Linked DNA regions of Homo sapiens: region 1 is linked to region 2. The links are chromatin contacts, found by Hi-C or POLR2A ChIA-PET in ENCODE. All regions are on one chromosome and are shown on one strand. The core of a region is the stretch at or near the end of the contact, and the rest is flanking DNA. Distances in the headings are between cores, read along the strand shown.

Region 1 (5,000 bases), core at 1,254-3,753, 160 kb before region 2:
GGAGACCTCCCCCAACTCCCCAGTGTGGGGTTAGCTGCCCTGTCATAAACCCTCTGAAGTGAATTGAGTGGTGATCCCCACCCCTCACCACCAAAGATACATCTACAACCTGATTCCCAGAACTTGGGAATGTTACCTTAGTTTAAAAAGGGCTGTTTGCAGACATAACGAAGTAAGGATCTTGACGGGAGATAATCCTGGATTATCCAGGTGGGCCCTTAATACAATGATGAGTGTCTTTATGAGAGGCATGCAGAGGAGAGACACAGAGAGAAGAGGGAAATGGCACGTGGAGAAGGAGACAAAGACTGGAGCTGTGCAAGCCCCAAACCAAGAAGCACCAGAAGCTGAGATTGGCAAGGAAGGATGCTTCCCTGGAGCCTTCAGAGGGGGCATGGCCCTGCTGACACCTTGATTTCGACTTGTCTCCTCCAGGATGGTGAGAGAACACATTTGTGTTGCTGTAAGCCACGCGGTGGGTGGTAATTTGTTAGAGCAGCCCTGGGAAATGCGTGCATCCTCCCCTTACTTCTTCTGCGACATCTCTGGTCACACTGCACTGAAGTGACCCCTTTACTTGTTTGCATCCCTAACTTCATCAGGCAGGGGCTTGCACATGCTATTACAATCATATGCCCCACACTGGCTCAGTACCTCCACAGATTAAGACATCAATAGTCATGCAATGTGTGAATGAAGCACTGTTGGCTGATATTAATACACAGGGCACACTTTGTGGACTTGAGCTGCTCTGAGAATGTGTGCAGGATTTGGGTAACACTGAGAAGGGGAGTGATTACTCCTAGAAACTGGATTTGTATGAATGAGGGCCTGGAGATGACCGTGTGACTAATATGTGAACTCACAGAGATCAGCCTGACTGCAGGATAAGCTTCCTGAGATAAAGCTGATGAGAACTATAGTGAACTCACGGGCTCTCTCTTGCAGGCCGGAACTTCCCTCACAGGTGTACTCAGCATTTTTGGTTGAAGCTAAAGAGTCACAATTTGCCATCACATCTGTTTTCTCCTGCATGGCTGGCCAGGCTCTGGGTTTCCAGAGCAGCCCACTGCAGTGTACAAATGTTATCACGTTCTTTGTCATTGTTCAGAAAAGATGGAAATACTACTAAGGTTAGAAGTCATCAAAGCTTCTTGAATTGAAACATGAACAGGACCAGCTATATTACTTGCCAGCCCCAGTGCAAAATAAAAATGCAGGCCTTTGTTCAGAAATCATTAGACATTTCAAAATGCAATAGCAAGGCATAAACCAGCTGAGGGGTCCTTCTAAGCAGGGGTCTTATGTAACTTCACACCCATGAGGCTGACTCTGGCCATGAAAGAAGGATTTGCTTGCAAATCAAAACCATAGTGTGATACCATCTTACTCCTGCAAGAATGGGCCATAATCAAAAAATAAAAAAATAATAGATGTTGGTGTGGATGCGGTGAACAGGGAACACTTCTACACTGCTGGGGGGAATGTAAACTAGTACAACCACTATGGAAAACAGTGTGGAGATTCCTTAAAGAACCAAAGGTAGAACTACCATTTGATCCAGCAATCCTCACTACTGAGTGTTTACCCAGAGGAAAAGAAGTCATTCATTATACAAAAAAGATACTTGCACATGCATGTTTATAGCAGCACAATTCACAATTGCAAAAATGTAGAAGCAAACTGTATACCCATCAATCAACGAGTGGCTAAAGAAACTGTGGCACATATATATATATATGTATATGATGGAATACTACTCAGCCATAAAAAGGAATGAATTAATGGTATTTGCAGCAACCTGGATGGGATTGGAAACTATTATTCTAAGTGAAGTAACTCAAGAATGGAAAACCAAGCATCATATGTTCTCACTCATAAGTGGGAGCTAAACTATGAGGATGCAAAGGCATAAGAATAACACAATAGAGTTTGGGGACTCAGGGGAAAAGGGCGGGAAGGGAGTGAGGGATAAAAGATTACAATTCGGGTTCAGTGTATACTGTTTGGGTGTTGGATGCACCCAAATCTCACAAATCATCACTGAAGAACTTACTCATGTAACCAGATACCACTTGTCCCCCTAAAACTTACAGAAATAAAAAAAATAAGAAAAGAAAGATTTGCTGAAGATGAATATGAAGGTTTTGAATGGGTGGGGGTATGTTAGGGGGTCAGGTGGAAGGCTACTGCAATAATCCAGGAAGGCAGAGGTGAGGAGTCTCTTGGCTAAGATAGCTTTTTGGGAGATCAAAGGGAGGAAAAAGACGAACCTAAGGGATGATACATGCTCAGAGCCGGGGGGATGCTTCTGGGTCTTTCCAGGCTTAGAGCAGAGGGAGGCATCAGGAGGGCCCCCCGAGGAATCCAGGAGACTATTCGTGTGTTACTGACATCGTACTGGGAGTTGCATCAGGCAGGAATGACTAGAATTCAGCAGAGATGAGAGTTACTGCAGGCATTTTACTCCACAAAGGAATCACGTACAGATACCAGATTGTTGCCTAACAACTTTATGGCTTTAGAGAGGAATATGGATGTAAAAGGCAGTGGGAGAGAAGTCAAATCCTCAGATGCTCCCAGGGGCCCGGTGGTTGCCTGAATGTGTGAGGATGAGGAGCAGGTGGACTGTGACACAATCCTGGCTGTCCAAAAGTGACAGCCACTGGACAGCTCCAGCCTGTCATGGTTACATGAGAACACAGGGGCAGGGTATCCAGAGCTTCAGATTTTTAAAGCGAAGCCAAAGATTAAGAACTATGAAACCTCTCCCAATTTTTAACTGTTGGCAAGTAAGTTAGATTTTTTAAAATAAATACAGTAAGCCACAGCAAACATATCCGTAAGCCAGATCTGGCTCGTGGGACTCAGGTTACAATCTTGGTACAGGATTCTGTGAATAGAGCTGGGGCCGAGTTCCAATCCTGCCTCCACCTCTTAACTAGCTGTAGTCCTCAGGCAGAGGCTTTCTAAGCCTCATTTTTCTGTAGAATGGGAATAATTGCAGTATCTACCTCTCAGGGTAGTGGTGAGGGTTCAATGGCATCTTCTAGGTAAAGCACTGAAGCCAACATCTTCATACAGAAGTTAAATAAATGTTGGCTGTCACTGTTCTTACCCATTTACTGCATGCCCAGTTCCTCACGTGTGCACTTTATATATTCCACTTTATTTTATGCTCACAGTCGCCCTGTCCCAAAGGCTTTATTATAGAATACCTATTTCCCAGAGGTGGGTTAGAAATGAGGGGTATAGACAATAACCTCACTTGCTTCATATCATTCTCTATGTGTGAGCAAGAATTCAAATCTTGTTATTTCTGTCTCCGAAGGTGTTGCTTTCTAAACAGTATCTCTTACCCTGTATTGCCTCTAGTATTTCCTACTGGAGGTTTCTAGAAAGAATGTTCTAACAAATGGTATTTTTCAAAGAAAATTTTAATAACAAAGCAAACTCCAAAAAGAAAAAAAGGGCTCCTCCCCGCCCCACATACTGAAGTGTGCATGCACACGTGCGCGCACACACCCAGCCACCCACATACACACATATGCACGCGTACACACATGCGTGCTCAAAGCAAGCATAAGAAAAGCTGCCAGTACATTTTCCCCTATCTGATGGACTGTTAAATAACACTGTTTCGGGGAATACATTATCCTTTGTGTTTTCCCAATCCCACGGGACAATTATTGCATTTTTATTCCGCCTCAAAGGTGAAGGAGTTGACAGTATAATGAATAAGGGACCTTCGTACAGGCCCTGAGGCGACAGATTAACAGGTAGGACCCTAATGCCTTTATTGAGCAGACAAACTCCCTTGGGTCCACTCAAGAGTGGTGACAGGTGTCAGAGCCAGGCGTGGGGCCTTAGGGCCTCTGTGTCCTGAAAGGCAATTAGATATTTGCTCAGTGGCCTACACTTCATGTATATGCTCTAGTCGTGCAAACTGATCATTCCATCTCCCTCTTTTACTCAGGGGCTTTAGACTCTAGAGCCCTCTGCCCAGGATCTTCCCGCAATCAACATTTCTTTTCTTAACAAAAAAAGAAAAGACTTGCATTATTAGTAAGTCTGAAACTAGCAGGAATTTTAACTTGTTCCTGAAACAAATTCTAGGGCATTCGAATTGAGAGTGGAATTAGGGTAGGGGTGGGGGGAGATCCCAGCTGGGCAAGCCAGAATGATGAAATTCATGGCAAACAGCTTTGTTTGATTCTTTTGACTATGGCCAAGCCAGTAGGGCTGAGAGCATGATGTTCTCAGTAACAGCCTTGACAATAACATGATTTGTTTCTCTTCCAAAGCCGAAAATGGCATCTCTGCCTGCAAAGGGGAGCTTTCTTCTGAACCTGTGGGATGAGAGGGCTGCTTTCGTCCTACAGAGTAGGAAACGAAGGCATTAGGCAGAGCAGACTGGAATTGAAATGTCATCCGGCAATAACACTTGCCTAAACAATACATGTTTTATTTTATTTTATTTTGGACTCTTTTCATGGGTAGGATTTCAGACTAAGATGTTCCTTCCCCTTTCCTAACCACCAGATTGAAACTGAATATTACCTTGGTCCAGGGAGCACAATACCTGTGTTATTTCTGTGTGGTTTTCTTTTCTTTACCTTTTCTGGATTCTTTCAGGGAACTGGGAGGATGTAAAGTAAGCCTCAGTGCATTCTCAACAGTGAAAACTGAAAGCTTGTAGGCATTTATGCCACTAAGAAAAATAATTGGTGCAGTTAGCTAGCAGTTTATAATAATCGCAAGTGATTGCAAATCTCCTGTTCTGCAAACATTTCTACAGACAGAAGCAAGTGACAGTTCCTTTACTTTCTTCATCAGTGGAAAGCATAGATTAACCTCAACTCTGGCCAAAGTGATGCTCTAGTGCTGCAGGGAAAAAAACAAGTCAACAAAACATGTGATCCCTGCCCCTACTGAACTTCTAGTATAGTGCAAGAACAAGGTGCACACAGTAGCATGCATGCACACACAGATGGTAGAGG
Region 2 (5,605 bases), core at 2,766-5,265:
TTATACATTTATAATTGTTTCATCTTCTTGATGTATTGATCCCTTTATTGTTATTAAATGTCTCTTTGTCTCTAGTAATACTTTTTGTCTGAAAATCTATTTTGTCTGATATTAAGGCAATAATTTCAGCTTTCTTCTAGTTACTGTTTGCATAGTGTAGCTCTCTGAAGTGTGTCCATTGTAACACAAATCTGCTGTAATTTACTTTTTGTTTCTTCATTGTTGGTTATTTATGTTAAGAATTGTTTTGTAGATAGTTTCCCTTCAGATGTTCAATTATTTTCTTAGAATAAAATTCATTTAATTATCATCCCTCAAACCAGAAATATTTCAAAAATTTTTCCATAGTTATATGGGCATAGTGATTATCCTTGGGAAATTATAAATTGACGAAAGTTATAATTATTTTGAAAGGAGTTGTACTATATGTTTTATATTTATTATATAGTTTCACATAATCCTTAAAACCATCCGGTAATATAGATATTTTTATTATTTTTATAATTGTTTTTTGAGACGGAGTCTCTCTCTGTCACCCAGGCTGGAGTGCAGTGGCACAATCTTGGCTCACTGTAACCTCCACCTCCCGGGTTCAAGCGATTCTCCTGCCTCAGCCTCATGAGTAGCTGGGATGACAGGCATGTGCCACCATGCCCAGCTAATTTTTGTATTTTCAGTAAAGATAGGGTTTCACTATGTTGGCCAGGCTGGTCTTGAATTCCTGACCTCAGGTGATCCGCCCACCTTGACCTCCCAAAGTGCTGGGATTACAGGCATGAGCCTGTAATTTATTTTTATTTTTACAGGTAAATACCTAAGGATCATAGAGATTAGGCAACTAACTGGTTCAAGTATACAAAACAAACACTAAACGAAAGAGCCAAGGTTTGAATTCAATTTCTGTTAGACTCCATTAGATAATATGAAGTTTTTCTTTAACTCTTTCTCTTTTCTTACTTCACTGCTTTCCCCACACAAGCATTTTTTTTTCTCCTCACCTATCCCCGTCCCTTTCTTTTTGTTTTTCTTTTTGAGACCAAGTCTTACTCTGTCACCCAGGCTGGAGTGCAATGGTGCGATCTCGGGTCACTGCAATCTCTGCCTCCCAGGTTCAAGTGATTCTCGTGCCTCAGCCTCTCGAGTAGCTGGGATCCCTGCCCCGTTCCTTTCAGATACTTAGTGGTTCATAGTGTGAAAGGAAAGTTAACACTTTCACTATGCCAAAAAGAAAAAAATTAAGCTGAAAGCTGAGTCATGCAAGAAACTGCCTTTCCTTTTGTTCCTAAGCAGACAGCTACAGATAAAAGGTTAAACATCTCCACGGGTAGCTACTCCATGTTCACCTTATCTCAATTTACTGAATGTGAAACAAATATTAATTGCCTATTCTCCTACCTGCTTTTTATCTCTTGCAACATGTGGATTCAGCAATGTGACCATCCATCCCCTTCCTCTTTCCACTCGTGCCCACTTTCCTCCTTTAAATATTGAAACCCTCAAAATCATCTCTGGAAAAAGGCACAGATCATAGACTGTTTCTGTGGTTCCATGTTCTTTTCTCCTGGTCCTGTCCTTAACCTTGGCAAAGTAAACTTCTGAATTGATTTAGACCTGTCTCAGATACTTTTTGGTTGACAGTAGCACGTTATTGGTCCCTCTCTGTCAGAGCCCAGAAACTGTGATGAACTCATTCACAGTTGTTGATGCCCTCTATAAAGGTATTGCCACAAGTGGGAATCCCATTCCATAAGAATATTATCTTATTGTTTCAGTGGAAGGTCAGGCAGAGAAATACAAGACGAGGACTTGGGAAAGGGGAGTTATTTTTGTTGTTGCTGTTAAAGTGATATATATATATATATTGTGTGTGTGTGTGTGTGTGTGTGTGTGTGTGTGTTTGATGGTGGTGGTGGTGGCCTATGTATTCTTAATGAGATCTCCTAAAAATATCCAATCCTGTCTCTCCAGGCTGATAAGTAATATCTGCTTATATAGCATCCATCACATATCATTTAACAACAGTTTCTAGGAGGAAAACCAAAACTGATGATAAAACATAGAAATAATTGGCAAGTAGATTGATGATAGTGAAATCCTTGTGTACATAACTGAAGAATAATATAGGGAAGGCAAAGAGGACTTTTGTCTGAATGGGGATTAGTCTATCCATCTATCAATCTATCTATCCACACAGATATACATAAATACACACATCTGTATATTACTCATTCTATATATGCATTTGTGTAGATATAGATATGGCTTCTCTATGTCAAACTAGCAATTACTTTTTCAGCACAAAATACCTCACTCAGCAATGATCCTCATCAATGAAATCAGATTTTGTTACATCACCGGAGAGTTCAAAAGCTATTCTCCCTTTTGTATTCTGTGCCAATAGAAAGAAACACACAAGAAGAAGACTGAACTTTAAACTTAGCAAATTTGAAATGCTGGGAGAATTTTATGCATGGTATAAATGATTTTAGATACAAATAGTGTTATTTCATGTTAATACTTCCCCAGAGCCACCATCCTTTTTTGAGTCTGCAAAGTGATTTAATTTTGATCTTTTAGAAATGTTCTTTTCTCCTGAGAAAAAAATTTGTCATGGAAACAGTGGCAAATGCAAAAAGGGTGGGCATTTACAGTTTCCCAAACTGTTAGAATTCTCAAATTCTGTCCCTGTTTTTTATGATGATGGGGGCACAAGGACAGGGATATGGACCGAGGGAGTGTTTGCACCAAGAAGAATATCTAGAAGAGAGTTCTGTACATTTCAGTCTGAATTTCACTGGGTATATGTCTTATGGGGAGAGACTAAGATGTAGAAACAGAGAGAAGAGACCACTGGTGAGAAGATGAGGCCATTCCTAAGATTTTTAATATAAATTTATAAACATACAGGTGTATGTGTATATATATATGCTTTGCACACATATGTATTTATGTGTTGTGTATACATATGTCTGTGCATGTATATGCATATACACACATATATACATACATTACATACATACACACATATGCATACTTTTTCCCACTGAAGTTGTTGAAACTCTTGAAAGTTGGACTTGAGTAATCAAAAGCAGTGCTTATTCTTTTCCATTCAGTACCAAGGAAATCATATTTACCACGGGTCCAGAAAAGTCTTTTCTCTCTTTCTCCTCCCCACTACCCACCAGTCCCCACTCCTTTTGCACATGCTATTTGGTCACTGGCCATCCCGAGTGGCTCATCTAGACAGGGGTATGTGGCCAGGAGAGGTTAGGGGTCGAGATAAGGTGGATGTTTGCTGTAAGGCAGTGCCTTCCTCTCCTTCTTAACCTGGGGTTGTGCTTCTGAGCATGTGAAATGTATTGTTCCTTAGTCCGATTTCCCAAATACAACCTGAAAATGTGAATGTAAATGCCTCTGTCCTTTAGCCAGACGTCTAGAGGGCTATCTGAGGGCCTCAGAAGTAAAACTGACCTCCCCAGGGAAACTAGGCTCTCAATTCCTTTCTTAATTCTCTGTAGGATAATAAAACATGAAGTGGAAGATCTTCTAGACCAGCACCTTAAATTTGCAGATGAGAAAGTTGGAACCCAGAAAGGCTGAGAGGCTCAAGGTCTCACAACTGTTTATGCTCAACTGGGAAATGAATTTGTTTCTCTGGCCCATCAGGTCAACATTCTTTCCACTCAGCTATGCCGCCTCCTACCTCCTGAAAAGATTCTAGCAGGACCCTCTGATGAAAAGGACCTTATCTTTTTATATCTGCTGTTTAAAGCTTTTTTTTAAAATCATCGCACGATTTTATGAGTTAAGTTATGTACATAAACAAATACTATTACTTATTACTTGTTTACTATCGCCCTTCTTTTGGACATCAGAAAACCGAGGGTCTGAGTTGCAGCAACTCCCACAGAATCTCAAAAATGCACCCAGACTGCTCCTGCTTGCAGGACAAACACTCAGTACAAGCTTCCGATGAGGAATGTGGCTGTTGCAAGAACAGGACGCCACGATTCAATCCCTTCCCACGGCTGGCCCTGGCTGCCCACTCACATCAAGCAAGGGCACAGCATCCCTTCCGACAGCCTGACCCCCGCCCCCAGATAAACCGACATGTGGATTGCCAAAGGCATTTATATGCGATGGTGCTAAGACTGCTTGACGCTAACACCACACTTTGATCATTCAGTCAAATCAAAAAGCATTTATTAAGCATCTGTGTGAGGCTCCCTGCCGGGGCTTCTCTTTGTATCCCTAGCATTCACACTTCCCTGCTTTTCTTCTGTATCTCTTCACCCCTGCCCAAGAAAACTCCCCTATCCACAGGAATCTCACTGCTGGTGTTATCATGTCTTACCCAGAGTGGGATCCCATTTTGGTTCCTCCCAAGATGCTATTCAATGTCCAGGATGGAACTTTGAGAGTGGACCGGTCCTCTCTCCATTGTAAAATCTACCCATCCATCTCTGCTTCCTGGAGATTCTGTGTGAGGAGCACCTTAGTTAGGAATCAGAGCAAATGGCGATGAAATTTCAGTCTGTGTTCTTCTTTCAGAATGCAGAGTGAACATTTAAGAGGGTTTTTAGAAAAGCAGTTTACAGCCAGTAATTGGAAGCGTTGAAGTGTTTTTGCAAGACCAGTATCTCAGATTACAGATTTATGATTTGCTTGAAAATAATCATTTATTTTAGGCTTGAACTTTAAAAAGAAAAAAATAAAAGCTTAGAATGATTTTCTTCAAGTTTTCTATGACATTCTTTACATCAGGAAGAGATGAGGGAAGGCAAGATGGAGGTTTTAGAGAGAACGGGGTTCCAATGTTATTTTCCCCTTGGTTCATTTATGAGACTACATTTTCCTAGCTGCATACGCTATTTCCATTGTATGACTCACACAGACAATTTACTACATTTAAAATTGTGTCAAATTCTTTCTGAAAAGCTTGGGTCAAATACACATACTATGTATACAGTTGGAAATTCTTCCTCATAGATCCAGCTCATGGTATGGATGTTGTATTTGTGTCCTCGTAGCCATGGCAACTAGAAAAGGGTTAAGCCAGGGCCTCAGAAAACCCAGAGGCTGTGCAGTAAAATATCATATGTGTGTATATACTTCCTAAAATATACTACTCAAATATGGATTAAGAAATCTTAAAACCACTGTCTTAAAATTAATTTTTCATTCCTAGTATGCATGTTATTGCCTAAAAAGGATACTCTCAAAACAATCTCTTTCACCTCACTCCTTTTCTCTCTAAATTGTCATCTAATGACCATTTATCTCAAAAGACAGACTATGTAAATCCATGAGAAGTGCTTTGGTTTTTAGATATGGATGAGAGAAATACCAATGAGAATATGAATGAAGTTGTTTTCTGGCTGAAACAAACTGTCTTTTTTAGATCTCTCTTTTAAATCCATTTATATGAGAGTAATAAAACATTCTTCTCCATTTATTTAAGAACTTACTAAATAAACTTGGGCAACCCTGAACAATGCCAAGATGTTAAACATTCACCAGCTCTAAGAATTCAGACTCTTCTTTGTGTTGGCTGATGGCCCTCAGGTCCCTGACTACCCCTTTTAATTTTCTTACACACTTTACC

Evidence for each region. A loop is a pair of places that touch in the nucleus more often than their neighbours do. ChIA-PET counts read pairs that join two places held with the same protein, here RNA polymerase II (POLR2A). Pooled maps may share reads with other maps.
Region 1: a map of uterus shows a loop between it and region 2 (2.9-fold over the local background). The contact joins two enhancer-like sites. A Hi-C loop is called at or near these places in 6 of 168 maps with a recorded cell type or tissue (Caco-2, ascending aorta, chondrocyte and 3 more) and 8 of 50 pooled maps. POLR2A ChIA-PET finds 5 or more read pairs at or near these places in 2 of 52 experiments (Caco-2 and T-cell).

The regions. Positions count from the first base shown.
Region 1 is chr13:44,210,719-44,215,718 of GRCh38, reverse strand. No RefSeq gene overlaps it. Among named protein-coding and RNA genes, the nearest start is that of MIR8079, 17 kb to the right of the region's middle. Within about 2 kb of position 2,503, at least 5 of the 41 ENCODE cell types and tissues checked have a DNase peak (open chromatin) inside an H3K27ac peak, as active enhancers do; they include uterus, where a contact is called at or near this core.
Region 2 is chr13:44,051,486-44,057,090 of GRCh38, reverse strand. No RefSeq gene overlaps it. Among named protein-coding and RNA genes, the nearest start is that of NRAD1, 32 kb to the right of the region's middle. Within about 2 kb of position 4,015, at least 14 of the 41 ENCODE cell types and tissues checked have a DNase peak (open chromatin) inside an H3K27ac peak, as active enhancers do; they include uterus, where a contact is called at or near this core.